Linked DNA regions of Mus musculus: all the other regions are linked to region 6. A link is a loop called in an ENCODE intact Hi-C map of the cell type or tissue named here. Cell type or tissue: left cerebral cortex. All regions are shown on one strand. Region 1 overlaps Sntg1 (syntrophin, gamma 1). Region 2 overlaps Sntg1 (syntrophin, gamma 1). Region 3 overlaps Sntg1 (syntrophin, gamma 1). Region 4 holds the start of Rrs1 (ribosome biogenesis regulator 1). Region 5 holds the start of Gm26901 (a long non-coding RNA gene). Region 6 overlaps Sntg1 (syntrophin, gamma 1).

Region 1 (5,000 bases), 130 kb before region 6:
AGGGCCAGCAGAAAGAATGGAAACCTGCAACCTCAGGAGATAGGAGATTAGAGACACCCTCCAGAATCCACCAGAGACCTGGGAACTGAGAGATTCTCAGGACTTAAAGAGAGAGACTTTACCCAACAGTAGAGAAAGGGAACTTATAGAGCCTACCTCCAGGAAAACAGGATCAAATGAGGGAGAGGAGGACCATCCCACAATCACAACTCTGACCCATAATTGTTCCTGTCTGAAAGAATTACAGGGATGGAAATGGAGAGGAGCCTGAGGAAAAGAAGATCTAGCAACAGGTCCAAAATGGGATCTAGCTCAAGGGGAGGTCCCAAGGCCTAACACTATTACTGAGGATATGGAGCACTCACAAAAAGGGAGCATGAGTGTACTCCAGAAGACCCAACAAGTGGCAGAGTCAGATGCAGATATTTGCACCCAACCAATGAACAGAAGCAGCTGACCCCTGTTGTTGAATTAGGGAAGGCTGAAAGAAGCTGAGGAAAAGGGTGATCCTGTAGGAGGACCAGCAGTCTCAATTTACCTGGATCCTCGAGATCTTTCAAACATTGGACCACCAAACAGACAGCATACACCAGATGATATGAGGCCCCCAACACACATACAGCAGAAGACTGCCAAATCTGTGTTTATTCAGAGATAATATACCTAACCCTCAAGAGACTGGAGGCCCCAGGGAGTTTAGAGGTTAGGTGGGGCTTGGGGGTGGGGACATCCATGTGGAGACAGGAGGTGGGGAGGATGTGTAAGATGTGGAACAGTCAGAGGGTAGATGGAAGGGGGGATATAGAGTGTAAAAAATAAATTAATTTATTAATTTAAAAACAAAAAGAATTGCTAGGCAGTGGTGGCGCACACCTTTAATCCCAGCACTTGGAAGGCAGAGGCAGGCAGATTTCTGAGTTCAAGGCTAGCCTAGTCTACAGAGTGTGTTCCAGAACATCCACAGCTATACAGAGAAACCCTGTCTCGAAGAAAACCAAAAGAACAAAAACAAAAACAAAAAGTATTAAACATCACTAAAAAAATAACCAAGGACGATTACCTGTGTCTTTGGAATTATGTTTCTTATAAAGTTAATACTCAATTTAATATATTGATTCTATTCAGTCATCTGATTGGGTGAAGAAGCTGCATTGCCTTGTATTAATTAAGTTAGTCATTCATAATTGATTAGATCTTGAGGGAACGCCATCTCCTAAGTGTCCACATGCTTTTGCTAATGCACAGTGCCTAGAGACTGCAAACCCCTTACCAGTGAGGAGGCCCTTGCTTGATGTGGCCTCTGAATCACTTACCTCCCACTCCCCAGAAATGGAAACTATAATTTTTTTTTTCTAATAAACAGCCCAGTCTTTGAGCTCTAAAAACAGAGAACTGAGAGAACGTTATTATTTGATTAAACGTGGATAAAATGGTCAGCTAATATGCCCCAATTACAGGGTCCCACATGTGCTGGATCTCAGTTTAGACAAGGGAATAAGACGCTAATTGTGCTGAATTTTTATTCCAAGAATAGTTTATGAAATAAAATGATCATATCCAGCTGGAGACTATGATCAATACAGAGAACAGCTGTGCCTATTTTAAGCTCATGGAACAGATTTTCATTGTTTAACACCATAGTTTGATCCCAGAAACCATGGGACTCAGGCTGCTAAATGCACATGTATTCTTGTCTGCCCAGAGCACTTGGATGCTTGTACCAGATTCCACATGACTTCTATGAAACCTGAAAAATCATGATCAGGCTAGGCAGGAGACCAGCACTTAGTGTAATCCAAGTCAAGTGGTCGGGGAAACAGACTTGCTGTGTGTACTTCAGTGGAACATCAAGCGCTACTTCAAGTTTGTAATGCTAAGATGGTGTCCAATGAGCTGAAATTCAGAGTTCAATGGTGGTGGTGGAGGGACTCTCAAACAGCAGTTACCTTCTCCACCTGGTCTTCTTCATCCCATTCACTGTCTCCTCCTGGGGGTTACTTAGCTATGAGTTTGTGACAGTCAACAATAGTTTTAAGTCAATTTCTGTGATCTCCAGATGCAAAACTATAGGCCTAACTGTCAGAACATTGCAGAGGTAGCATTCAGTCTCTGATCATATTCATAGTGTTACCCAGGATATGAAATCCTGGTTCTCGACACAATAGTTAGCGTGGAAACACAGGAGGAATAGTGCTGTACACATGATTTCAACAAGCAAGATTATGCAGACCCTCCCTCAATGCAGCTCTTCCAGCTTTTAACTAATATTACTAAGGTAGTCTAAAATTCAGTGCCCATTTCCCTCTCTTGACTCACTGAAAGTAGTTTTAGGCCTGAGGTTGGGCTCATTTACAGAATAGTTGCCTCATTTGTGCAAAGCCCTCTATTTGTATCTCAGCACCTGGGGTTGAGATAGGAAGGCAGAGAGATGGTGAATCTGAGGAAAGACTGACCTACATAGCAAAATACTTCCGGGGGGGAGGGAAGGAGGAAAAAGAGGAGGGAGAAGGGGAAAAAATAGGAGGAGGAAAAAGATAGAGGAAGCCAAGGATGAGACAGAGGGTTAGCGGGAGTATCCATGATTATACATTCAGGAAGTACTTCAAAAATATCCTACCATAAAATCATATGTCTGAAAAAGATCATTGTAAAAAGCTGCTAACTAGCCAACTAATTGGATTGCAAAAACATACCAAATGTTGATAATTTTCTAAGCTTAGAAAATAAACATGATGGCTGTCTTAGCTAATTGTTATATGTACTTACTTTAAAAGGGAATCTGAATCATCTAGTGATGTAAGGCAAGAATTCAAATTATGGTGGTGGCGCACGCCTTTAATCCTAGCAGTCAGGAGGCAGAGGCAGGCAGATTTCTGAGCTCGAGGCCAGCCTGGTCTACAAAGTGAGTTCCAGGACAGCCAGGGCTACACAGAGAAACCCTGTCTTGAAAAACCAAAAAAAAAAAAAAAAAAAAAAAAATCTATTGCTAGAACACAATTTCAGTTCAAAATAAAAGGTATCACATCTGGAGAAAAAGAAACCACAGTCCTTCTAAACTTGTGCCATTTTCAACAACATGGCATGTAGTGATCTGGAGATGCCCAGAGAGTGAGTGAGATTCTCTCCCTCCCAATGTGATTTACCATCCAGAGAGTCGACAGACACAGAAATCACCATAAGGCTGATGATTGTAGCTTTTCTGACAATAGCTTACTGAAGACAGTGGTGGCATCGTGCATAAAAGCAGGTCTATGATGGAGTTGAATATATAAAACGAGAGTGACCATGTTTTATAAGTGTTCTGTCGAGAACTGTGCGATATAATTTCTGAATTTGTTTGGACTGGGAATGAAAATTCTGGTAATGCTTTTCAAAGCCCAAGTCCAGTAAGAGATGTATCTGACTATTGGAGATTTCTATGCTGTCTGTTAAATGAACAGAAGAAATCTTTCCACTCCCAATCTACCCTCTTTGTTGATTTCTGGCCTCTGCAGTGAAAAAATACATTAAACTTCCTGCCATTGAAAATATAATTTTCCTTCTTTCTGTTTATCTTTTCCACATGTGACTTTTTAAGAAACCAATTAAAGAAACAACAGCAAAACAAACAAATAGAAACAAACTTCATATTTTTTTAATAACACAGGGAAAACTTAGAAAGTTAGTTCAATTTTATCATCACCTACATAGTAAATTTGAAGCCAGATGGAATTACATGATCCTATGTTTTCAAATACAAAAGACGTTAATAGGTTGTATTTTTAAAGATAACAACAAAGTTACCAAAGTATGAACTCTCTGCAAAGGACATGTCATGAAAACAGGAATTAAATTAGAGCAAATACATCCATGATGCCAACAGAGATGATTGCCAATAACAGTGTCATAAAGAGGAAATAACACACATTTCCTCTGTGTGCATATCAAACAATAGCTGCAAAACATATGAAGAATAAACCCAGTAGACAGGCTGTCAATATATCTGTTTGGAGACAATCACACAGCTTTCCATCAACTCCCCAAGCCACAGAATGTGACGAATGTGTGCATCAGAATATGCCAAGCCACCTCAAAACAGAATCATGTGAGCATCTGTGAAATATATGCCCAAAACAAGGCCCAGAATAGCACATGGTTCCATGACCTGAACTTACACTTTTCTATGAAAATGTTGTTTTATTGGTTCCTCCCACTATTAAAACACGCTCATCCCATTTTTGTGTGAGTGTTTTAAATATATAAACAATACGATTAATTTTTCAATGTTTATTAAGATTTGGTTTTTGTCTACAGCCTACCTGATCACAAGGAAGTAAAGCTAGATATGAAAATAACAACAGCAACGAGTACACAAAATTATGGCTATAAAACAATTCATGGATGAATTAAAATTGAGTGAAAGTAGAAATTAAGAAGGGATAAAAACTTACTAAAATTGAATTAAAATGGATATAAAACATGCTCAAATGTCCAGGATAGAATCGAGGCAGTCCTGAGAAGAATGATCATGGTTTTAAGTGCTTACACCAGAGGTTTCATATTAATAACTTAATGATACACTTGAAAATCTTAAAAAAAAAAAACACTCAAAAGGAGTAGAAAAACAAAAACAAGAAACACTCAAAAGGAGTAAATAGGAGGAAATAATTAAACTCAGGTCTTAATTTAATGAAATATAAACAAAACAATACAAAGAATCAATGAAATTAGGAGTTAGTTCTTGTAAATGGTCAATATAATTTGCAAACCTTTAGTCACATTAACCAGAGGAAAAAGAGGACTCAACTTCATAAACTTAGAGGTGGAAAAGGAGACATGTAAATAGAAATAAAAGAAATTCAGAGAAGCATAAGCTCATGCTTTAAAAATCTGTATTCTTGAAACAGGGGAGAAGCACTAGAGAGAAGAATAAAGAGCAGTATACAGTGATATAAAGGGAGAAATGGAAAAAGCAGGAGAGCATCCTTGTTGAGGGGAGAAGGAGGAATCTTGGAAGGTGG
Region 2 (5,000 bases), 360 kb before region 6:
TTCCTTTGCATTCTGATAATTGTAAAGAGTTTTGCTTCTAGTGAACTGGTGATCACTGGAAAATTTTGCCTGTAGGTGTGGCTAACATAGTTTTACATTATATAAGAAAAATTCTTAGCGTCTCTGCCTCAATATAAGAAGCTAAGAGTTTGAATCTTTCAGTGTATGTTGTTTCCTAAGTGGAAAGCGTTTTATTAGCTAATGCTTCTAAAGGGAAGTTTGCTTTAAATCCTTGCTCTCACACAAGGAGCTTTTAAGTTCTGGGGAGTAGCTGTTGCTCCAGAAAAGATTCAGAGGCAGTATCTTTTTTAATACTTAGGGTTTTAGTTATACTAGAAAATTGTGGGACAGAAAATCTAAGAAAGAGAAATTGATTTGCTTCAAAATTTTATTTTCAAAAGCTTCCAGGAGATGTCAATTGGCTAAAATCTTACCTTAAACTCACCACAGGAGAACTTAAGCTTTTGTTAGCTGCTATTAAGTGAGACGCAAATTAACTGGCAAAGAACAAAAGGCTTTGCAGAAAAATAAAGAAAGCTTCTATAATTGTTATCAATTATAATCAATGGTAATTAAATATTAGGTGTGCCCACAGCAATTCTTTGGTAAGAGAAAACACTATTGTAAAGTGATTTTTCTTCTCCTCCTGGCCAACCATTGGCCCACGTGGAGCCAGCGACTGCTGGCTGTTGCGGGGCAGGGCCTTGGGGCTCGCAGCTTTCCCTGAGCGGTAGTGGTGCGCCTTTGTAGAGAACTCAGGGGAGGGACGCACTTGCCATTGCTTCCGTGAGCCTCCGCCTGTCCCAGCTGGGGGTAGCCTCCCCCCCCCCCCCCCCGTAAGATTCGGGGTGCTCTGGCGCCCTCGATTGGGCTTTCTGACCTACAACAGATTTGGCCACCTTCAGCCTTCAGCCTCTTCTGCCTGAGAGGAAGGCTGGGGGCGAGCAAGGCCGAAGTGGCTTTCACCTCAAAGCACAGTTTCAGCATCCTATTAAGAAGGCCACTGTGGTGCTAACAAAGAATTAGATAAATTCATATAGTTTAGGATAACTATAACAAAAATTGTGTCTTAAGAACCTGACTAAGTGTCTGTTCCTTGTTCCAAACAGCAATTAATTTGGTTATTACAGAATATTAATAATTGACCTATTGCATACCACCATTTTAAATAATAAAAGATAAGTTAAAAATTGCTTTTATGCATGCTTCTGTATCTTCTATGAATTCATGCATGCATACGTCCCATTTACTCATTTACTGTGTTTAAAAACAGCCCTTGTATGGGAGAAAAGTACATGTGAATTGGATCACATGCTTATTCTTTTGAGCTTCTCCCTGCTTCAGCACAGATAATTAAATTGTGTGCTGTAGATGGTGTTTTAAAATGTTGAATAATCAAGCTTTAATTTGTATATTAATAGTCAATATTATATCTCAGAGCTCACAATTGCTTAAAATTGTTCATCCCTCAGATACTATAAATTCTCAAATTTGCAATGGTTTATGCATACATAACTCATAAGAAAAAATGCTGTTCTGGTGTTTACTGATGGCTCCTCTAAAGGGCGAGCTGGATTTCTTATAAATAATCAACAGGCAATCATAAAGATTCCTGGCCTCTCATCTCAATTAGCAGAATTAACAGCAGTACTGAATGTCTTTCAGTCTGTGCATGAGGCTTTTAATATTTTTACTGGTAGTTTATATGTTGCACAATCGGTACCCTTATTGGAGACCTGCGGTACATTTAACTTTAATACGCCAGCAGGATCCCTGTTTTCACAATTGCAAAACATCATTCTTGCCCGAAAACACCCATTCTATATTGGCCACATACAATCTCATTCTGGTCTTCCTGGACCTTTAGCTGAAGGCAATGATTGCATCAATAGAGTTCTAATAGGAGAAGCCTTAATTTCAGATCCTGTTGCTTTGACCAAATGTGATAATGAAAAATTTCATCTCTCTAGCCATACCTTAAGTTTCCAACATAAGATCACTAAGGAGCAGGCAAAAATGATTGTAAAACAATGTCCTAAATGTATTACATTATCTCCAGTGCCACACATAAAACTGGAATTCCTTATAACCCCATGGGACAAGGAATAGTTGAACGTGCTCATTGCACTTTAAAAAATTGGCTTTTAAAAACAAAACAAGGGCAGTTATATTCCCCCAAAGTCACCAAAGGCACATCTTGCTTTTGCTTTATTTGGTCTAATTTTTTTGCAAGCTGATGTTAAATGTCAGTCTGCAGCGGATCGCCACTGGCATCCAGTTACTTCTAGTTCTTATGCCAAGGTAAAGTGGTAGGACCCATTAACTAAGGAATGGAAGGGTCCAGACCCGGTCCTAATCTGGGGAAGGGGCTTGGTCTGTGTTTTTTCACAAAAAGAAGATAGGGCGATGGCTGCCTAAGAGATTAGTTCATCAACTGAACACAGATCCTGAATCTTCTAGTAAGTATGACTCTAACCTTGATTATGGCTAAAAATCCTCTTTAGCCAAAAAGTTAAATTGGAGCACAGCCTCCACTCCCAGGGAAGCTGCAGCCTTTCTGCAATTCTCAACACCACCTCCCCCACACTGGGTGGCTAAGTCTAAGCTTGATCGTTGCTAATTTGCAACTGAATGGAGTACCTGGACTTCTCCAAAGAAGCTTTTATACTGTTGCTTTTCACTGTCCCACCCTTGTTTCTCAAGCAGGTCAGTCAATGCCCTTCAGCCTGACTGCAGCAGGTGTACAGCCTCGCCTCCAACAGCGCAGGTGGCAGTTATTAATCTTCATCAAGAAGCATTCTAAGTACATATTGTGGCTTTGGTCTTAATTGGGAATAAGGTGGGCCAGACAGTCAATGAGGGGCACCTAGATTTCAGAACCATACCAATCTAAGACAGAGGTACATGCCAAAAGTCCATGGCTGTTGATAACACACCACAGCCATGTTTGTGTGAAATATAACACAAACTAGCTGCACGTAGCCTCCAAGACAGAATTGGATGGTTCGGGAAGATCTAAGATTTCCTAAGACAGGCATTGCTGCCAGCTACCATCATTCCCAGGCAGGACTATGGAGCATAAATAAATTTTGTGCCTCAGTCCAGCTTTTTTTTAAATATTAATAACAGAGAGGAAATTGTAACCTTCCCTCAGCCTGAAGCTGGCTGAGCCAGAACTTGACCTTGCTGCCACTAAGGAGATTACCTAGGGTGGAGCCTTTCTTCCCAGATCACTTTATTGTTCAGCCACTGTCACCGTTTCTCTTCAAGATACTGCTACCTGCTGAGAGGCCCCAGTGCTATTGCGGAGACTACGCCCTATCCTACAGGTCAACATCTGCACCTGGTTCCAGGCTCCAAGGATGAATTGGTGGGAATGGGCCTCCCCCCCCCCCTTTTTTTTATAAGTGCATTCTCCATTAAACATTTGAGCCTTGATCAAAACACTTTCTTGGCTCCATTTCTCTGTCTTGTCCGCCTAGTTTCCCTCTCTTTCAGCCAGGGTTTGCCTCCCAGGAGAAACCCAGTTCATGTGAGCCGCTGGCCAGTTCGCAACATTCTAAATGTATAGGTATTTTCATTGGTGTCTTTTTTCCTTCTAAGTTAGTTGTTCTGTCTTCAGAAAATTTAATCTAAATCGCTCTTTTATTTTTTTCAAAAGCTCTTTGATTTACCATGTTCTTCCTAGTGATGATTCTATTATAAGATCAAAATATCAAAGGAAGAGCATGTAATGAATGTCCCAACTTACAACCATTACAGCTGGGCAGCACAAAAAAATTATCTTCTCTTCTATAATCATGTGTATGATTATGTCTATAGCTTACTGCCACAGCTCAACATTGGGGGAAGAAATTATTGTGCCTTATCAGCCCTGGGAAAGATCTACATTCAAAATGGTAACAGAAACTGAAAATCTATATTAACCCTCCAGCTTCCCTTGTCTTTAAAGATTACTGAATCTGGAGGACACATGCTGAACTAAATATGATTAGTCTTTCACTAGTGTTGCTGTAGATTACACTTTCGACATGTCATGTTTCAAGGATTTGAAGAACATTTGAGTATACCAACAGCTCTTTTTTGTGGCTATACACAAGTCAGTGGAGTAACCTTTTGTAGTAGGCATGTAGGAAACCACCATGAAATCCTGTTAATTTTACTATTTTAAACTGTAAAAGAAACAGCTGACTACATTTTCATTTTAGTTAAACAGTGTTAGACTTTGATATCTTTCTTTCTTTCTTTTTTTCTCCTCTCTAATCATGTCCTTACCTAGAGGTCAACTTGGCTTTTGATTTGTTCTTCCTCAAAATCTTGTGAATTACTTACCATAAATTGTTCCCATTGTTCCAAGAATTGACCGACCATAAAATGTTTCATAGTACTTTAACTCTCTGACCATAAAACTATAGCATGCATGAATACAAACTTATAACATGTATTTTTCCCGTGGTCATAAAAATAATTGCTAAATTCCACTTTTGAAATCGCTAGCTCATTTATCATAAAAGGGTCTTTTTGCTTCTATTCTGGGCTGCTTCATTCTCCTGGCAAGGGAGACTATTAGTTCTTGTGTTTTGACACAACAGAACTGATATCCCATAAAGAACCCTCCGGTTTCATTACATCTGACTTCAAAACATTTGTTTCTCCTTGTAGTTTTTTTTTTTTCTTTAATTTTACAAAAGTAAAATTAGGTAATATTTAGGTAAGAGTAAATATAGCAGGTTATATAGACTAGTCTTAGAGCAGTTAATTACCCAACATGGGTAAGTCTCTAAAGATGAATCTCAGCCCAAACAAAAGCATTTCTCTTTGTGAATTTGACATCCATGTCTGATCCCTACAATGTTTTTGAGCTAAAAGTTATTTTTGCCTTTTAACAATATGAGTCAACTATTTTTCTGTTATTATTATTCCTTGTTGGGCTTTTCCACCAGGATTTTTTATTCCTTCTTTGTTGATGTTGTCTTTTTATAGTATCTCAGGATGTTCAG
Region 3 (5,000 bases), 340 kb before region 6:
CAGAACTAATGAATATGCATAGTTGTGCCGTCAGTCCCAATGAATACACCTACAAAAGACTCTGGTACTTTAGGCAGAAGGAGCATTGCAGAAAACTGTAAGAGCTTAAGGAGCAGGGAGATGGCTGTGAAATTGTGTCTACTAGTAATGTCAGAAACTATACTCATGAAGTCTCACCAAAATTACTGCCTAGAAAATAGATTAATAGAATAGCACCAATAGACATTCTACTGTAAACAGGGAAGCCCGGGAAGCCTCCATCCTACACAAAGAACTAAAGGTAACTACAGAATAATCAGAGCAGAGAATAGACTTCTTCATTTAGTGAAAAAGGAGATCATGACTTTGAAAGAAAGCAAAAAAAGTAAATGAGATAGTTTGGATGGATAAAAAGGAATGAAGAAATAATATAACTGTAATTTAAAAAAGAAAAAAAATTAAAAACAACTAAAACACATTTATTTTTAATTTATTCATATTTTTATTTTTATACTCCATATTTTCTCCCCGACCCATCCTCCAACTGTTCCACATCCCATACCTCCTTCCCACACCCTGTCTCCACATGGATAGTATATAATAAAATAAACTCGTCACATTAGCAGTTAGATGCTATATCAGATAAACTTTTACGTGAAATATGTGTAAATAATTGCAAATTCACAGCTTCTTTTCATAGCTCTGACATGTGTAAAGTTTAGAAATCATTTCCAACCTTATAAGAAAACTGAAACACACTAGAATCAGTGGCTCATTGGATCGTCTCAGAAATGGCTCTCTAAGTCTGGAGATATGAGCAGATGAAGAGAACAAGGAAGGCCAACCGGACTGGAGGAGACACTAGTGGACCCATGGCTGGACTCTTCTAAAGAAGCTGCACAGCATGGCCACTTGATGCATAGCACCAAACTTTAACAAAGAATCAAAGGACATGGCAGATCCAAAACCTGCACAATAAACATACCTATAGCTATATGTCCAAAGTTTGTGGTTGAAACAATAAGTGATTTTTAAATAAGTAAAATGACCTTAAGTCAAAGTCTGGGAACTCTTCACAGTTCATGATGCAGAGTTATAGTCACAGACACACAGCCAACTCCGAGTGGGAAATAGAAGAGGGCCCTCGTCATTAAGAACAAGGGCTAGATTTATGTTTTGTTTTTTATAAAAAAACCAAAACTGTGCATGAGTATTGTCATCTGCTGTATTTATTTGTTTAAAGAAAAATATAAAATGTGTGGCTTTATAGCAAGGTTTTTATTTTCCTTCAAGTGTGAGTAAAGGACAAATATATCACCAAAAAGGAAGGGTACAAAAGTTACATCAGTGGAAGAAGAGACTGAACTGCGTGTGGCACACCTATCTTGTCAGTGTGTTATAAGAGAACCATGTGTAAAAGAAACAAGATGAGGAAAAATGAGCCAACAAAACATTGAGGTGGACCATATCTCCTTACATTTTTATCTATTCCAGTGAAATTCTAAGTTTAAAAGGAAACTGTAACAATGTATTTGGATACAACAGTATATAAAGAAGTAAAATGAACAATATAGATCTTAAGGGAGGTGTGTAAAGAAGGCAGAGACACTACAGTTCAAGACCTGCAAGTCAGATGGTATTTCATCCTGTGAAATTATTGCAAACATAAATTAGAAACTCTAGTACATCAATTAAACTTTTGTAAACAGTGAATATTGCTGGAATACTGGAGAAGAGAGAAAAAATAGAAACATTTAAAAATATGTGTCTGAAACCAGAAAAGTCAGAAATTTTTAAAAAAAGACCTAAAACAACTAATGTCAAATTTCCATAAGGGCAGTAGACACAACTGAATACATTCAACAATCACTTTATGTATGGATTGTCTAAATTTTTCAAGTAAAAAAAAACAGGCATAGAGAAGACCAAACTCAGATAGTCAAACAAAAACTCAACTGTAAATTATGGAAATTATCACTTTACATAAATTAACGTGATAGGATATCATTAGAAGCTCGAACAATGAAATGTTTTCACTGCTGTGAATCAAAGAAAAGCTGACATGGATGTTTAAACAGTCATCAAAATGAAAAATGATGAGAAAAATTACAGCATTTTCCCTAAGGTCATTTGATGAAGAACACCCTTGCTCTTCAAAATTAAATACCAAATATAAAAACTTATGAAGCGGGCTGGTGAGATGGCTCAGTGGGTAAGAGCACCCGACTGCTCTTCCGAAGGTCAGGAGTTCAAATCCCAGCAACCACATGGTGGCTCACAACCATCCGATCACGAGATCTGACTCCCTCTTCTGGAGTGTCTGAAGACAGCTACAGTGTACTTATATATAATAAATAAATAAATAACTCTTTAAAAAAAAAAAAAAAACTTATGAAGCTTCAAAAACCTAACAGACAACTGAGCTGCTTTTCACAAGTATACCCTCTTTCTAAAACAACAAATTCCCAAGTCTGGCAATGGGAGAATGCTATTGACATGACCATGCTAGCATGAAATGCATCCACTGTATTCTAGTTTTTGTGGAACATTCATGGAGAGAGACCATATCACAGAACAAAACACTTAACTTGATACCTTTTAGAGACACTAAAAGCATGCCTTCAGATCATATTAAAATCATTATAACATCTCTATAACAAAAAGATGAATGAATTAGCCTCAGTGTTTGTTTTAAGAATAATACCCTTTGTCCTCCTTATACATACACTACAAAATAATGTAATGAGCAAATAAAAGAAAGAAACTTATGTGTGTATTTGATCTAAAGATGATAGGATACAGGTTTTAGAGGGAAAATTATAGCATTGAAATGCATTGATTAAAAAATGAATGACATAAAATGGTGCCTAAATGAGTACCTGGGAAAATTACAGTAAGAAAAGCCACACAAGTTTAAAGCAATTTAAGAAACATGGTTATAAAAAGTTAGAGCCAAAAGCACTAGAGCAGAAAACAGGAAAATCAGAATAAAATCAGCAACTGTTCTTTGAAATATAAACAAATTGGTAATTGTCTTATGAATTCTACTGCTGTAGTAAAACACCATGACCAAAAGTACCTTTGGGGCAAAGGGTTTCAACTTAAGGCAGGAGTTCAAACAGTGCAGGAACATACAGATGCTATAAAAAAACTGCTTTTTACCGACTTTCTCAGTTTGTTATTGTATACTCCAGGATCAGCTGAACAAGATCAGCACTACTCATAATGGTCATGGATCTTCCTTATCACTAAATATGAAATTGCACCACAAGCTGTGCACAGGCTAACCAAGTGGGAGCATTTTTTTTTTCAACTGAAGTTTCTTCTTCAAGAGTGTCTATAAAACTAACCAGGATAATGATATTTTGGGCAGGTTACTCAAGGAAAAAGACAAGAAAGAAATGTCTAATATTAGATACAAAGACAGACTTATTACTCCATTAGATCAAAGGAAAACAATGAAGTGTGAGTTGAGTATAAACTCATAAATGTGATGATCTTGGTAAAAATCAACTTTTGCAATATGTCATATAATAAAACTAATAGAGAATACATATTTATTTTATGATATATATTAAATTATGACAGATATATGAGATACATAATAAGTAGGAAAGTGAAGCAATGCATCACTTTCAACACTACTATTACCTCTGGGCAATCTACCATATGACTAATAAACAAAGTCACATCTCGGCAATCTCCAGAAAATTAAAGCAAAAGCATGATCTCTTAACTCTTTCACTAAGGTTGGCACTATCTAGTAACCAAAGCAGTTGAATAGAAAAGGAAACACACAAGAAAATTAAGGAAGACCAACGTGTGGATACTTCATTCCTCCTTAGAATAGGGAACAACATACCCATGGAAGGAGTTACAGAGACAAAGTTTGGAGCTGAGACGAAAGGATGGACCATCCAGAGACTACCCCACCCGGGGATCCATCCTATAATCAGCCTCCAAACAATGACACCATTGCATACACTAGCAAGAGTTTGCTGCAAGGACCCTGATATAGCTGTCTCGTGTGAGGCTATGCCGGGGCCTAGCAAACACAGAAGTGGATGCTCACAGTCATCTATTGGATGGAACACAGGGCCCCCAATGGAGGAGCTAGAGAAAGTACCCAAGGAGCTAAAGGGATCTGCTACCCTATAGGTGGAACAACATTATGAACTAACCAGTACCCCGGAGCTCTTGACTCTAGCTGCATATGTATCAAAAGATGGCCTAGTCGGCCATCATTGGAAAGAGAGGCCCCTTGGTCTTACAAACTTTATATGCCTCAGTACAGGGGAATGCCAGGGCCAAGAAGTGGGAGTGGGTGGGTAGGGGAGCAGGGTGGGTGGGGTTGGTATAGGGGACTTTCAGGATAGCATTTGAAATGTAAATGAAGAAAATATCTAATAAAAATTGAAAAAAAAAGGAAACACAGTTTTAAGTATCAATTGTGACTATAGATGTGTACCTTTATACAAAATATCAACAACAAAATCCAATATCAAAAAGAACTATGTATCACAGTTGTGGGACAAAAATCTTGTTTGACATTCATATGTAAGTAATAAAATATGCTGCCTCATTAGACTTGACAAGGAAAAGTCCAATAACATGGCAGAATACACATAGAAAGCAATAAAAACCTAACACTTGTTGGTGACAATAAAGATAACAAGCAAGCAATGGCAGTCCCTGCGTGAAAGAATTGAATTTTCCCCACTAATCTAAGAAACAAATGAATGGTTTAATCTTGTTACTGCAATTGGGCAGTATTATAGGCGTTAGGACAATAAGACCATAAATTAATAATAAGATTAGGAAGTTTAGAAGACTGTTTCTGTTTTTCAATGATATAATTATTAGCTAGTTCCCAGAAATTGACCCCTTCTTTCCTCTGCAAAGTATTCTGGACCCAAAACCATGCCTGTATAAGGCAAAGTCACAGAACACAAAATGTTCACTAGAGATGCAGTGTGTGATCCCAGTTATTAAGGCTTGTTAAAGGTAGTGAGAAGCTCTAA
Region 4 (5,000 bases), 250 kb after region 6:
CAGCACAGAGAAAAATAAACAACAGGAGTATTTACAAAGCCATGGCCACAACTTCAGGAAACTTCTTGATAGAATCAAGGGAGCTTCTAGAGCCAGAAGACGGTTCGATGAGGCAGGCTGTCACGTAGTCTACAGAGGAATAGGGCATAAGTGTCCTGACCCCACTCTCTTCATCTCTTTTCATCTTGTATCACTGTTTCCTGCTGATCAAAAATCAGCTAGAAACTAGTGCAGCTTACATAGTAGAGAGATGGTCTAGAGAAGCAGATAGAAGAGATCCAGGCTAGGATGAAGTAAGGCCACAGCAGTGGGGAGTGAAAGGGCGCAACATACAGAGACAAGCTATCTAGGCTTTGAACTGATGAGATTTGGATAGGGAAAGTCAAAGATGAATTTGCCATCATCCGAGCAAGTTACTAGACTTGAATGATGACCACATCTCCTGGGACTATTGTCTCTACAGTATTCCCAATGGCAGGGTTCCTTGGGCAGCAAAGACAATGAGGAAGAGGATGAGAGGATGGTGGAAGGAGGAGCAACTTTGGAGGAAGCTTTGTGCTGTGTAGATTTTGACATCTGGTCTAGCACCAAGAGGAAAACAAAGAATTATAGTGGCTCCTGCCTGTAATGCCAGAATTTGGGAGGCAGAGGCAAGGGAATTAATTCCAAGACCATTCTTAGCTATATAGCAAACTTAAACCACATTAAAAACAAAAATGATTTGGATGACTCCATATGCAACTAAGGCTAGCCTTGAACACCTGGCCCTCCTGCCTCTTTCTCTAGAGTGCTGGGATTATACACCATACCCAGTTTAGTCTGCATTTTTTAAATGTCTATTTATGGGGGACGGGGAAGGCAGTGAAGGATGGAGATAACAATGATACCTGTATGAAAGCACCATATTGAAAATAATTACTTTGCATTCTAACCAAAAACTTAGTTTAAAAAATGGAACTGGACACTGGATATTGCATGCCTGAAACACTAATGCTTGAGAGAGAGGTAGGAGAATCAAGAAGTTCTCAGTGGTGGTGCACACCTTTAATCCCAGCACTTGGGAGGCAGAGGAAAGCAGATTTCTGAGTTCGAAGCCAGCCTGGTCTACAGAGTGAGTTCCAGGACAGCCAGGGCTATACAGAGAAACCCTGTCTCAAAAAATAACAAAAAACAAACAAACAAAAAAGAAGTCAAGTTCTCTTTCGATGTACAGGGAGTTCAAGCTCGGCCTCCGGTTCATGTGATCTAAACTAAAAAATAAATAAATCAGTAAAAGTCTACTTATGTGACAAGACAAAAAAACCAACCAAACAAACAAACAAACAAAACACTTTTTTGGATGACATTAGATGAACATGTGCCCATTCTAACACCGGACTGAGGTAAAAACCTATAAAAATAGATGGCAGTAAATAGTAAACTGAGATTTTTAACTCCCTAGGCCACCATGACTACTGAATAAAAACTATTTGGTTTTCACTGGATCTTAGCCTTCCTCCAAGCTTATTAACACATTTACCTTTAAAACACTCCTGGATACTACCAGAGTCTCCATCTTCCACGATTTTTCAGGCCTACACAAATATCACAGGAACAAACAATGGCATGGCCAGAATTGGTGCCCAGGCCACGTACAGACAAACTGCAAGCCCTACTAAGTCGCAAAACAATGCCTAACTTGGACAGGTATCCGTGGGATCTGTCTCCGCTCACACCTAGGGCACAGAGAACGGGCTATAACTCTGGGGAAATAATTTGTCTCGCCCCAAACACCTCTGTAATAGATTTACCCATAGACACTGTGGTGTAGACGCTCCATTCGGAAGCTACAATGCAGGCACTTCCAAGAGTTTGAGCAGCCCGCGTCCTACTGCACTACCTCTGCCCCACAGCATGCTGGGAAACGTAGTCCCAACCAGGTCCTGAGCTGGTTAGCCAACCCTCAGCGCCAGTCGGGCCAACATCCGGTGACGAATCCAAGTCCCGCCTCTAAGCCCATCTGCTGTCCAATGCCGCCCTCTGCCGGTCTTTACCTCCCCGCCTAGCTGTGAGCCGCTTCCAGACAACCCGGAAGTGATCTTTCCTCTTCCGGATTACGGGTCCGGACGTCCGCACGTGGTTGCCGGTTTAGGGTGCTGCTGTAGTGGCGATACGTCCCGCCGCTGTCCCGAAGTGAGGGATCCGAGCCGCAGCGAGAGCCATGGAGGGCCAGCGCGTGGAGGAGCTGCTGGCCAAGGCAGAGCAGGAGGAGGCGGAGAAGCTGCAGCGCATCACGGTGCACAAGGAGCTGGAGCTGGAGTTCGACCTGGGCAACCTGCTGGCTTCGGACCGCAACCCCCCGACCGTGCTGCGCCAGGCCGGGCCGTCGCCGGAGGCCGAGCTGCGGGCCCTGGCGCGGGACAACACGCAGCTGCTCATCAACCAGCTGTGGCGGCTGCCGACCGAGCGCGTGGAGGAGGCGGTGGTCGCGCGCTTGCCGGAGCCCGCCACTCGCCTGCCCCGCGAGAAGCCGCTGCCCCGACCACGGCCGCTCACCCGCTGGCAGCAGTTCGCGCGCCTTAAGGGAATCCGTCCCAAGAAGAAGACCAACCTCGTGTGGGACGAGGCGAGTGGCCAGTGGCGGCGCCGTTGGGGCTACAAGCGCGCCCGGGATGACACTAAAGAATGGCTGATCGAGGTGCCTGGGAGCGCCGACCCCATGGAAGACCAGTTCGCCAAGAGGACTCAGGCCAAGAAAGAACGCGTGGCCAAGAATGAGCTGAACCGTCTGCGGAACCTGGCTCGCGCGCACAAGATGCAGATGCCCAGCTCAGCCGGCCTGCACCCTACTGGACACCAGAGTAAGGAAGAGCTGGGCCGCGCCATGCAAGTGGCCAAGGTTTCCACCGCTTCGGTGGGACGCTTCCAGGAGCGCCTTCCCAAGGAGAAAGCTCCCCGGGGCTCCGGCAAGAAGAGGAAGTTTCAGCCCCTCTTTGGGGACTTCGCAGCCGAGAAAAAGAACCAGTTGGAGCTACTTCGAGTCATGAACAGCAAGAAACCTCGGCTGGACGTGACGAGGGCCACCAACAAGCAGATGAGGGAAGAGGACCAGGAGGAGGCTGCCAAGAGGAGGAAAATGAGCCAGAAAGGCAAGAGGAAAGGGGGCCGGCAAGGACCTTCGGGCAAGAGAAAGGGCGGCCCGCCGGGTCAGGGAGAAAAGAGGAAAGGAGGCTTGGGAAGCAAAAAGCATTCCTGGCCTTCTGCTTTAGCTGGCAAGAAGAAAGGAGTGCCGCCCCAAGGTGGGAAGAGGAGGAAGTAGCGTTCTCCCCTCGGGACCAGTTCTGAAAAGCTGGGACTGTACTAAAAGTTAACTTGGGCGGTATAGGTGGCCGCTGCCCTCAGTGACATTTGACATTAAAAGGACGGGTTTGCCTTCCCTCGAGTCAGTGCTGGACGAGTTAATAGAGACACTGACTGGAAATTGGTGTATTTTGAGAATTATAGAAATGATATAGCCAGAACCAGGAATAAGTTAAGGCCTGCCTTTTTATCTTGACTTTGGATACTGCGTTACAGTAGATTGGTTTCAACATTTTTGCATTATTTTTATAACAAAGCTTGTGTATTTATCAAAGCGGGGAGGGCGGGGGAAAATTATATCTACCTGTGATTTGCAAGTATTGTAAATGGATGCAGGTACCTGGTGTTGCTTTTAACTTTTACTGTCGGTAGAGGTTGCATGTGAAGCCAGTAACCTGGGCACCAATATGGAGTGTGCTTGAGAAAAACAAAGTAGTTACAGTGGTTCTAAAAAAGACCCCTTGTTTTAGGAAAACTTTGGCCCTAACTATAATATTAAAAGTATAGTGCTTTTTGGTGTTGGTTCAGGTGGTGCATTTGGCCAATGGATTGCTTTAAGTCCAGAAATAGTTGTCATTTTGTTTGTAACCGGTGGCTTTTGTTTAATTGGCTTGGGTTTTAGATATTGTCAAAATATCTGGCATTCACTATGGAACCAAGGCTGCCCTGGAACTCAGGGCCAAGTGCTGAGATTATAATCGAGCAGCAGATTTCATGTTTATTTCTGTCCTAGATGTTTTTCCCTGTTTCATTGTCTTATTTTGTTCTTAATAAACTTATCTTTGCATAATTAGTATTTGCATTATTTTTGTAAGTTATTAATAGCAATTCTAGAATTGAGGAAGGGGTGTTTTCTTTAAAGCAAGTTGGTCTGTCAGTTGCTAGCAGTTGGGAATTGGGTTGGAGGTTACTCTTAGTGTGGTTTCAGTTTTATAAGGTTACTTGTAGAAATGCAAGGAAAGCTCAACTTGTCTCTTAACTCATGGAAACACTGGATTGTTAGTGACTTTGGGTAAAGCTCTAACTAGGCTCATCTTTACTGAACTCTTCCACTGGAGAAGAACTATAAACTCTTCCAGTTTATAGTTCTAAGTATCCATGAGAACTTTATCAAAGCCAAGCTGTTGACAGCTAAAAGTAACCTCTAGCCCAATTCCCAACTGCTAACAACAGGACTTAACTTTCAGAGATTAATTTGGGGTTTTGGTTGGTCAGTTTGGGGCCTTTTTTTTTTTTTTTTTTTTTTTTTAAGTTTACGAAAAACCCAGTGGGGTTCTTGCCATTGAGACATTTCAGAGTTTCCTGAGAAATGAGCTAAGACTGGGTCAGGTGACCTTGCATTGGAGGCAGAAGTTTTCCTCCTGGAGTCCAGCAGCGACCGGATTGGCTGTTAGTGGGGGTGGAGTAGGCGGCGAACAAGGAGAACTGCCATGGCTGCAGCTGCACGCGCTCGAGTCACACACTTGCTGAGGCACCTACAAAGCACAGCGTGAGTACAGGCTGCACTGAGGGTGCCTCAGTGCTCGGCAACCCCGCGTGCACCCAGCTGGGCAGGCAGTCATCATCGGGATACTTTACAGAATTCAGAAAAACCACAGTATTCCCTGGGCTGTCCCTTAAACAATGATAGAATGGGATGGTGCAATGTGGCCCAGCTACCA
Region 5 (5,000 bases), 1.9 Mb before region 6:
CCTTATATACTCTGTCTCGCTTGGTGTCCGCTGACCCCTAACACCCTGTTTTCCATTTTCTATTCCTGCACAAACATCATGACCAAGAAGCAGGTTGGAGAGGAAAGGGTTTATTCAGCTTACATTTCCACACTGCTGTTCATCACCAAGGAAGTCAGGACTGGAACTCAAGCAGGTCAGGGAGCAGGAGCTGATGCAGAGGCCATGGAGGGATGTTCTTTACTGGCTTGCTTCCCCTGGCTTGCTCAGCCTGCTCTCTTATAGAACCAAGATTACCAGCCCAGATATGGTCCCACCCACAAGGGGCCTTTCCCCCTTGATCACTAATTGAGAAAATGCCTTACAGCTGGATCTCATGGAGGCATTTCCTCAACTGAAGCTCCTTTCTCTGTGGTAACTCCAGCTGTGTCAAGTTGACACACAACCAGCCAGTACAATTGACCCCTTGTCAACTTGACACACAAACACATCACTAGTAAGCCTCAACCCTTAGTTCTTAAAAGTCCCAGTCTTTACATATTAAAAGTTCAATCCTTTAAAAATATCCAATATCTTTTAAAATCCAAAGTCTTTACAATTAAAAGTCTCTTAACTGTGGGATCTGAGTTCGAGGCCAGCCTAGAGTACAGAGTGAGTTCCAGGGCTACACAGAGAAACCCAGCCTCAAAAAAAAAACAAAAAACAAAACAAAACAAAAAGCAAACAAAAAGCGAGCGGGAGCATTGCAGTGACAACCTGTCGCCACCGGGTGGCGTGCGAGAGCAACTGTCTCAGGGTTAAATCCAGAGAAACCAAGTCTTGGGGAAAAACCAAACAAACAAACAAAAACCAAACAAACAAACAAAAAAACCAAAACCAGGCAGGTGGTAGTGGCGGACGCCTTTAATCCCAGCACTGGGGAAGCAGAGACAGGTGGATTTCTGACTTAAAGGCCAGCCTGGTCTACAGAGTGAGTTCCAGGACAGCCAGGGCTACACAGAGAAACCTTGTCTCGAAAACAAACACACAAACACACACAAAGGGGCGAGAGAAACCTTGTCTCGAAAACAAACACACACACACACACACACACACACACACACACACACACAAAAGGGGAGTGTTGCAGTGATAACCTGTCGCCACCGGGTGGCGCGCCAGAGCATCTGTCTCAGGGTTAAGCCCAGAGACACCAACTATGGGAAAAAACAAAATTAAATTCAATAAAGAAATAAATAGATGAATAAATAAATAAATAAAATTTAAACATTCAAAAATTAAAAATAAAAAGTAATTAGAAAAAAATAACAACCCAGTCTTAGAGAAAAAAGAGGGGAGCGGGGCTCAGAGAACCCAAAACTGGGACAGAACTACAACTCCCAGCATGCCTAGGGGCTGAGGCAGGGGCGTGCCCGCACCTGCACTGACCTGAGATGGAAGGAGAGAGAGATTCTGTCCGCGGCCAGTGACTTCCTGCTTCCAATCCGCGGTCCCCGGGACAGCGGCGCTCACAAAGGCGGAGAGACCCTTGCCGGGCAGTTTTCGGGTGGTAGAGGCGGGAAAACGGAAGGCTCAGTTCTGTGCACCCGCGCCACGTGAGAGTTCCAGTCTGTGGCAGGAAGTCCCGCCCGCTCGGTCGTGATTGACGGCAGCGGCTTTCAATCAGGAAGCTTCCCCACTTGCTATTTCCAGGAGCAGGGAATAGCGCCAGAAGTCCCGCCCGCCCGGCTGTGACTGACAGCCGCGCCTTCCAATGGAAGGCTGGATTTCTTCCCCCCCCCCTCCCCCACACACACCCACCGTCCATGTCTGACAAGAGGCAGTGTCTGAGGCTTTTTTTCCCTCTATAAAGGAATACAGAGGCTTCAGGTCCACGCCGCGCGGTGGGCGGGGCCCGGCTTCCCCTTCCATCGTGTCAATCACCCCGAGGGGGCGGTGCCGCCGCTGATGCCTGCAGCCGCCCCAGGCCCCGCCCCCGCCTCATGCTCACTCAGGTGAGACCCCACTCTGGTCTTAGCTGACGCCCTCCCCGCCCACTCGTGGGGGTCCTGGGAAACGGAAGGGCGCGCCCTGCCACCGCCATGACACCCACAGGCCAGCAGAGGGCGCCTCGGCTCCCCTCACAGATGGCGGTGAGCTGCCCACCCGCCTTCCTGCCCGCCCGCCTGCCCGCCGTGGGTGGGGGACTGCGACCCCCAGGGAAGGATGACGTCCACTCGCCGGGCCACCTGGGGCCCCCAGAGACTGAAACCGCCCCCCCACCCCCGGAGAAATCCGCGTCTGCAGAGACACGGGCGGGCGGCCGTGATTTTTATATAAAATTAAAAAGTCTCGTGTGCTTATCGTGTGGGAGCTCACTCTGTAGCCCAGGCTGGCCTCGAACTCAGAGATCCACTGCCTCTGCCTCTTCCCAAGCGCTGCTGGGATGAAAGGCGTGTGCCACCCCTGCCTGGCGACCCTAACACTCTTAAACCCCCCAAATAAAACCCTAGCATTTTAAATAAAAATACTCAAGAGCACTAAACACTACTCTTAAAAAAAAAAAAAAAAAAAGCAGCAAAACCCTGACCCTCCCCCCCAAAAAAAAAAAAAAAAAAAAAACTCTAAATGTCTGGGGCGGGGCCGGAGCACTCAGAGGTCCTGTCACTCAATTCCCAGAGACTCCACGCAGGCTCACACCCTGTGCAGATTTAGTGACCTCACATAGACGCGAGATAGATTAATAAATCTTATAATAAAAAAAAAACACATCGGAGACACACGTGAACCCGTCCTGTACTGGGGCTCCAGAAATACTGAACGAAAGAATGCAAACGGGAAAAAGCATCCTTCTTTGCATTGGTTTAATAAATTACTAAGGGTGCCATCCTTGGGTCGCTGACATCTTGTCTTCATAGGAACTAGACTAGAAAGAAAACCACTCAATGTCTGTGGCTATTTCCCAGCCTTAATGATGTAAAACATTGTGCTTCTTTCTAAACAGGCTGTTGACCCCACTTTAACTCAATGGACTGCCAGAATCAAGAATTATTCTATCAGAGAGCACAGACAGATCAGACACGCTGGCTGCACAGCATATTCAGAACTTCCAAGGGATTTATTAATCAGAGCAGGGCATTTTAGGCCTTAGCCTGGCTCACAGACTAAGTAGTCACCCAGCTTGTGGAACAGGACTTTGCTATACAAGTAGTCACCCCTGTTCATGTCTTTGTTCTCTATGCCCTTTGTTACCCACAGTTATCTGTGGACAGAAACTATTGAATGGAAAATTCCCAACATAATTCATACATTTGTTCTATTTTATTTGTAGTAGTTGTGGCTGATTGCTAGTGCCTAATTTGTAAATTAAGTTTTATCATAGGTATTATATAGAGGGCACACATAATCTATCCAGTCCATGGCTGCATAAGCCATGGGGGAGTCAGGCTTGGGTATAGAACCCCAGAGTAGGCAGTTGAGACTTACAGATACACTTAATGTTGATCATCCTGTCCACCAGACCCAAACCAAGAAACAAGCAGATAATTCTGGCACTGGGAAATTTAGAAACATGAGGAAGGGGAGACCTTTGGATGGAGTCATTGTTAAAACTGTGAAGCCACACAGTAAGGACAGGAGCCAAGATGGATAAGCTGTAACAGCAAAGAATATGCAATGGTTAGAGTCATCCCTCTTGGGAAAATACTGTCGCTGCTCCCAAATCTGTATTTATTTATTTATTTATTTATTTATTCAGTTATTTTTAATCATGTGTACATGTGCTTGTCTTTGTGTGGCTATACACATGTGAGTGTAGGTGCATGTAGAGAGGTCAGAGATTTTCATATTCCCTAGAAATGCAGTTAAAGGTGGTTATGAGCCTTGTGACATGGATTCTAGGAATCTATCTTAGATCTTCTAGAAGTTCACTACATGCTCTTATCCTCTGAGGCATCTCTCCAGCCGCACATGTATACAACACACACACACACACACACACACACACACACACACACAAACACACACGAGTCACTTAAAAATTCAAAGGAAAACTTCTGATCATCCCTCTCAGCACCCCAAATCCACTGTCTTCTGTGGTGGATTCAATTTTTTTTCTTATCCTCAGATCATTGTTTTACTGATGGACTGATGAAGGTTCAGTTAATTTGTTCTCATCATTAAATTTGGTACTTTTTGTGGCTTTTAAGGGTAATATCAGTTGAAGAATATACTTCCCTTTGATCTGACAGATTGATTTAAAAACCTCTATCTTGCATCTGCCTTTCAATACCACCATCATATCTGGCATTTCATGCATTATAAAGTGTCATGTGGGTTTTAAATGCCCCCATTCCTAGATGGGAGAAACAAATAGAATAATTAATCACTCTGAAGAGTGTTGAAACATAAAGTAGGTTAACCAGAAATGTAGCCTCTTGAGCAAGTGCACTGTGGATGTCAGTCACAGTGATGTCATCAGAACTTCCATAATGAATTGGATAGTAATACAATTCCAACATTAACAGGGAAAAAAATTGTAGATGTTGCCAATATGGTCAAAAAGTATGAAGTGCTTGTATTTTTTCATTAATTGAAGGGACATTTATTGGGTGCTTAGTATTGATAACCTGAGTGACTGACATGTGTATCATGTGATTGGAGTCCAAAGGTTGACATTGAGTGCTTGCCCCCATTGTACTCTGCCTGTGTTTGTTTTTATTTTGCATTTGTTTGTTTGTTTGTTTGTTTGTTTTGCTGGCTTTTAGAGGGTTGTGGGGTATGTTGTTTGCTGGAAACAGAGTCTCTCAATGACCCTGGAGTTCTCCAGATCAGTTAAACTATCTGGCCAGTGAGATCCAGGGCTCTCCTGTCTTCACCTCCCTAGCTCTAGGATGTAGATATGGGCCACCATGCCTGAGTTTTTACATGGGTGATGGAGATCTGAATCCAGGTCCTTCTGCTCCTGTGCCAACCATTTTACTGGCTGGGTAGTGTGTGTGTGTGTGTGTGTGTGTGTGTGTGTGGTGTGCGTGCATGCACCC
Region 6 (5,000 bases):
TAACAATCATTTATATTTCTCAAACATAGTACCAGTATACTTCAGTGATAGCCTAGGAACCTATACAAATAAAAATGTTTCTGTGTTGCATTCTAGAAAATGCTATCTGACAAAAACAAATGGTGACGTGATGAAACTTGGGAATCCCTGAAGGGACATGAGCACAGCATAGTTTCAGGCCACATGAAGGCTGCACCCCACACCCACTGCAGGTTCCTCTCAACAGTCAGCCCCACAGAATCTACATTTCACCCATCCCCACAGACCAGAAACCAAACAAAATGCTTTCTTCATGCATTTTCAAATAGTATCAAAGTCTACCTAGTCTTCGGAGTTTCTGTGTCCATACAATTAGTGATAAATTAGAAGAAAATCTTAACAAAAGGACAGTAATAATTTTCCCAAAGGTCTAAATGAAAGGTGATAGACTGAATGGGATACTGCTGGCCTAAATTTGACCAATTGATAAAAACATGGCACTGCTGGTATTAAATATTTTAAAACAAACTCAACCTAGTGTGATATATTTACACCAGAAACAGATGTTAAAAACTACAGCATTATCAGGAAAGTTTTATATTTTCAGCAAAAGAGATTTTACCTACATTCCTGACATGTAATGGTTTTCAGGGAACTTTTTCATGGATGAATGAATGCTGTTAGAAATCCCTTATAATCACACCCAGATCCAACACTGAGGTTCCCAGGAGACTCTCAGACCGTCACGTTCACACCTCCTAGTTGTCCATATCATTTAACCAGCCACTAACATTTAAGAAACACATGTGTATCTATATGTAAAGATCTGCTTCTTACTAACTAATATAGTTTCTCCCATTTGAGGGAAGAAATGAAGCCTCAGTGGGGCGGGTGGCTCATCCTCTCCTCACATCAGCATTTCAGGGAGCCTGGTCATTTTACAACCAAACCACCCTTGTTTTTCCTCATCATAATACATAGCATGTTTGGCGCTGTAATATGCCATGTTTAGCTTGTTCCACTACAGAAAAAGAAAATACTCAGTAAAGGTGCTCTCTGTATGCGTGCTCTGCCATTGCTTGCTGTACAGGTTTTGGGAAAGATATGACCACCAGTTTCTGGCTGATAATATTCTTTTCTTCCTTAGTAGCTTTCACTTCACAGGTAAGAGTGCAATGAACAGATTCATTGTCTGTAATTCCTAGCTTTTACAGAAGATTGGGCAGAATATTGAGAATCTGACTGAAACCCAAACCCAAATACAAGCTAAGCCATAAAACTAAAAACCATTTGGCTAAACTTTTCTGAAGACTACCTAAATATTAACTGACTATTCCAATTTAAGTATCATTAATTCTAGATCATGTTTAGTTTCAGTTTTCATGGCTTGGTGCTAATGCTGTTCACTTACTTGAATTTTAATAAGTTCAAAATTTTTCAAAGCATGAGAATATTATTTTCATATTTAAGAAGCCTTTGATGTTTGGCATCATTATCCCATTTAAACGCTTGCTCACTGTGTATCCTGCAGCTCACTGTGTATCTCATGTGGGCCTCAGCCTTCCTATAGTTGTAGTGTTTCTGCCTTCTCAATGCTTAAATTAGAGGTATGATTTACCACTCCTAGCACCTATGCCCTGTTGTTATAATAATTTATAATTTAAAAAATTGAGTCAGAATTTCTTTCCAAATTGTTATCCCTCTATCTCCAGGCAAAAAGATTCCAGGATTCAAATCACCTCTAGTATTGAGATACTCATTGAGTTGACACTTGCCATACTCATAAAACCTGGAGATAGATAGATAGATAGATAGATAGATAGATAGATAGATAGATAGATAGATAGATAGATTGATAGATTGATAGATAGATAGATATCCAATAGGCAAGGACTGCTTGCATGCATGGGAGACACTTTTTCAAATACAGTGCTGATTTCTTTTCAGAGATGAGTGAAATCAAAATAAAGGCAGATTCCCAATAACCCTGTTACTCTTTTATTGGTTCGCTTATTTACCCACTTACTTACTTGCTTAATTGTGATTAGAGATTAACCTTTAGACAGCTACTAAAGATGCTTACAAAAATTCTATCTCAGTATTTTAACATTTCTCCAGAGACAGCTTCTGGCAAGACCTTCAATACACTTGGTTGAGTTTGGAGTGGTGAATTCAACTTATTTACTTCCAAATCAGCAAAGGGATAGACAAAGGTAACTTTTACTTTACTCAGTTTCTGTTCCATATAGAGAAAGCCTGCCCCCTCCACCACTGAGAAGGGAACTGCGGTCATAAGACACACAGGCTTCATTCCAGAGCACATTCCCACATATCATTTTATGCTCCACTGACTGGGGGAGTCTGTCTACATTAATTAATTAAGAATCAAACTAATAGTCTAGTCACATGCTGTAACTCTGCTAAAATATGATTCCATCTTCCATGTGGCAATCTGCTTCCACATTTCTTAAACTAGAAAAAGAAACAAATTCTGGGCTCCACGGCAATTAGTGCAGATTTTCTAGTCCTCCAAAGATCACTTCTGACCTATCTAGGGCAAACATGCCTCCAAGGAGATGCTGCTCTCTGTGAGGCAGGCAGCTTCGTGGTGAGTGACAGTTAAAAATGACAGTTCCTCAGAGTAGAATTGTTACTCTTGGTCACTATATAACAGGCAGCCATGAGTCTACCAACAAGTACCACCCTGGCTCAGGAGATTGGGCATTCAAAGAAAGAAAGTGAGAGTTACTGTATGTGATGTAAAGGTATTTTATTTTCAGCTATACATGGTTTATAAAATTTAAAAAAAAATTCTTCCAAACTCCTGCAGTTTTTCAAGAGACAAACTCTTTCCACAGACTTGGCTAAGCATATGCCATCACGACTATGAGACTCATTACTGTGAGTCAAAGCTCTCCGTTGAGCAGAATGCAATCGCTGGAATTGAATGAGTTCTTTCTGAAATGCCAGCCATGGACTACACATTTGTATAACTGCTTTTTACACAGAAAACCCCTTTCATTAAAGCCCAATGCTTATCAAGGTCATTGTGGAAGCTGTAATTTTAAAGCTCTAAAGGAAGAGTCTAGAAAGAAGTATCAAGAAAGAATTATCACGTTAAGTATCAAGAAAAATTAATTATCATGTTAAGGTTTATGGTCTATTAGTAACTGATTAGTCTCTATCACTTGATTTCAGAAACAAATAGGTTTTGTAGAACTAATCAGTCAGAATACTGAAGGAACCCTACTCTCTTACAGACGCACAAGGAAGCTGCTCACTTCCTGCCTTGAGATATCTGTTGATAAGTCTAAGGTCTAGCTACACTTGGGGACTCTGATTACAAAAGGGATCAGATATTGATGCGTACATATTTTGTGCCTTAAACATTTTAACAAAATATAACCATTTAGAATATTACAAGAGGTGATTGAGCCATTTCCAACTTTTTGATATATTTAAATTTCAAATATATATTTCAGATGCAATATAACACAACCAGAGTCGCTTTTAGCTAAATATGTATGATCGCCAAACACCAGTGCACATTAGTTTTAAAGAAAACAATAAGATACACAGAGATCCCCAAAGCTATTAGTTAAGCAAGAAGAAAATGTCCAAGTAAAAGTTTGCTATACTAATGTAAGCCAACTACATATTGTTGTCACCTCTGTCAAGAGATTCCAGAAAAGTAAAATTCCAGACTAATTTATCAAGGAAGAGATTTTCTAAGATACTAATCTAGGAATTATTACTTTTAAACAACCAGAAGTACTCATTTTCCTTAATTCTCAGCATCTTTGTATCTTTTCTGTTAAACCTTGCAAAGTCATTAGTGTGTGGTGAAACACAGATGTAATAGTATTATCACATACCTGCTGAGCAGAGGAATTGACGTCTTCTCAGCTTCTTTAATGTTGGGGTTTTAGTATCTCTGACCTCTCACAAAGCTGTCTCCACAACAGCTGCAATCCACTCAGGGACGTTCTTATTTTAAAAACTCTGGGCCTTTGAGAATTTCAATTCCTACTGCAACGCCCATGGTTCTTTGGTGCTTCTAAGAACTTCAACTCCACTCTTCTGCCTGCATTCCCCGGAGTCCTGTATAGAAATTTTTCTTGAAGTTGCTGCCTAGAGTTTAACTAGGTTGATATGAGTGGTAGAGGATGAGGAGGGCTGGTTTTCGTCCATCAAGGAAGGGGACCAGAGGCACCGCCTTTTAGCTGCTAAGAGCTCTTGTAGATGACTGTGGCCAGGAGGACAGCAGCAGAGGCAGCAGCAGCAACACAGTTGGGTCTCCCAGGCAGCCACGCAGCTGGGAGACGCTGTCCATCCCTTCCGGTGCTGAAGCGAGGGGAACCAGGACCCCTTAGTCTACTCCAGACCCTATACTCCTGCTAAGGCCTCTTCCAGACTTCTAGCTTTGCCGTTTCTCCGCCGTGTTTCATTTCTTGGGGATTAATGGTCTCTCCATCTTGATACCCTTATGTGTATACGCTGGCAACGTTTCCGGAGAGGCAGAAATCCGTGGGAAACAAATGCTGAGCCTCTTCTAAGTTCACAGCGGCTCTGAGTAGGTTTCCTAATGGTAGAAATGAAAAAAGAACGCACGAACACGGGCGCGCGCACAAGCGCGCACAGGGACGGGGGACAGAGAGAAAGAGACAGGGGAGAGAAGGGGGAGGAGGAGAGAAGCTGAGCACTGTGGAGACTGTAGAGGTGCTTTTGGGAAGCTCGTGGGTCCTTAATTACATAAGATGAGAAGGGCTATTTTGGAGGTCCCCCTGCGATCTTGCTTCCTAACCAGGGCGCGGACACGTTCACATTTTCGGAGCTCTAGATGGAATTCCGAGATGACAGAGTAAGGATGCTCAGTTCCCAGATACACAGACAGACTCTTGTCAGAAAATGCAGAAACCGTGAAAGGGCCAGGAAAAGGCTAGGGATACCTTTGTTTCCGAGAGGCTGTATCGCCGCGAAGAGCTTAGCCGTGGCCGGGAGCCCCAGACAGGGACAGCAGG

What was found. Peaks named below come from ENCODE experiments on the same cell type or tissue, not always from the same donor. Only the 100,000 strongest peaks of a DNase experiment are listed, where the experiment ranks them.
Region 1: a loop joins it to region 6, with 3 times the contacts of the local background. A loop is called at or near these places in 2 of 42 quality-filtered maps.
Region 2: a loop joins it to region 6, with 2.6 times the contacts of the local background. A loop is called at or near these places in 3 of 42 quality-filtered maps.
Region 3: it touches region 6 in a loop (2.4-fold over the local background); 3 of 42 quality-filtered maps call a loop at or near these places.
Region 4: a loop joins it to region 6, with 4 times the contacts of the local background. A loop is called at or near these places in 2 of 42 quality-filtered maps.
Region 5: a loop joins it to region 6, with 7 times the contacts of the local background. A loop is called at or near these places in 2 of 42 quality-filtered maps.

What each region holds. Positions count from the first base shown.
Region 1 is chr1:9,166,898-9,171,897 of GRCm38, forward strand. The region is part of intron 2 of Sntg1 (syntrophin, gamma 1); the gene reads right to left. Among named protein-coding and RNA genes, the nearest start is that of Sntg1, 130 kb to the right of the region's middle. In left cerebral cortex, no CTCF peak of the experiment used is centred here; DNase peaks (open chromatin) are centred at 1,699 and 2,267; H3K27ac peaks cover 968 bases.
Region 2 is chr1:8,938,338-8,943,337 of GRCm38, forward strand. The region is part of intron 3 of Sntg1 (syntrophin, gamma 1); the gene reads right to left. Among named protein-coding and RNA genes, the nearest start is that of Sntg1, 360 kb to the right of the region's middle. In left cerebral cortex, no CTCF peak of the experiment used is centred here; a DNase peak (open chromatin) is centred at 2,578.
Region 3 is chr1:8,952,157-8,957,156 of GRCm38, forward strand. All of the region lies in intron 3 of Sntg1 (syntrophin, gamma 1), which reads right to left. Among named protein-coding and RNA genes, the nearest start is that of Sntg1, 350 kb to the right of the region's middle. In left cerebral cortex, no CTCF peak of the experiment used is centred here; no DNase peak of the experiment used is centred here.
Region 4 is chr1:9,543,324-9,548,323 of GRCm38, forward strand. Rrs1 (ribosome biogenesis regulator 1) reads left to right here and starts at 2,085. Exons shown (of 1, transcript NM_021511.2): 1 at 2,085-4,132. The coding sequence starts at 2,201. The coding sequence ends at 3,298. It overlaps Adhfe1 (alcohol dehydrogenase, iron containing, 1), which reads left to right and starts at 4,625. Exons shown (of 14, transcript NM_175236.5): 1 at 4,625-4,828. The coding sequence starts at 4,770. In left cerebral cortex, CTCF peaks have their summits at 2,026 (motif pointing left), 2,795 and 4,985; DNase peaks (open chromatin) are centred at 2,004, 2,707, 2,996 and 4,753; H3K4me3 peaks cover 3,381 bases; H3K27ac peaks cover 2,105 bases.
Region 5 is chr1:7,396,311-7,401,310 of GRCm38, forward strand. Gm26901 (a long non-coding RNA gene) reads right to left here and starts at 1,786. Exons shown (of 3, transcript XR_865172.2): 1 at 1,408-1,786. In left cerebral cortex, CTCF peaks have their summits at 731, 932, 1,167 and 2,064 (motif pointing right); DNase peaks (open chromatin) are centred at 763, 1,141, 1,400, 1,672 and 1 more place; H3K4me3 peaks cover 1,796 bases; H3K27ac peaks cover 1,095 bases.
Region 6 is chr1:9,294,279-9,299,278 of GRCm38, forward strand. Sntg1 (syntrophin, gamma 1) reads right to left here. Exons shown (of 20, transcript NM_001290393.1): 1 at 3,855-5,000. Among named protein-coding and RNA genes, the nearest start is that of Sntg1, 3.1 kb to the right of the region's middle. In left cerebral cortex, a CTCF peak has its summit at 2,257; DNase peaks (open chromatin) are centred at 869, 2,309, 2,513, 2,596 and 4 more places; H3K4me3 peaks cover 4,600 bases; H3K27ac peaks cover 1,628 bases.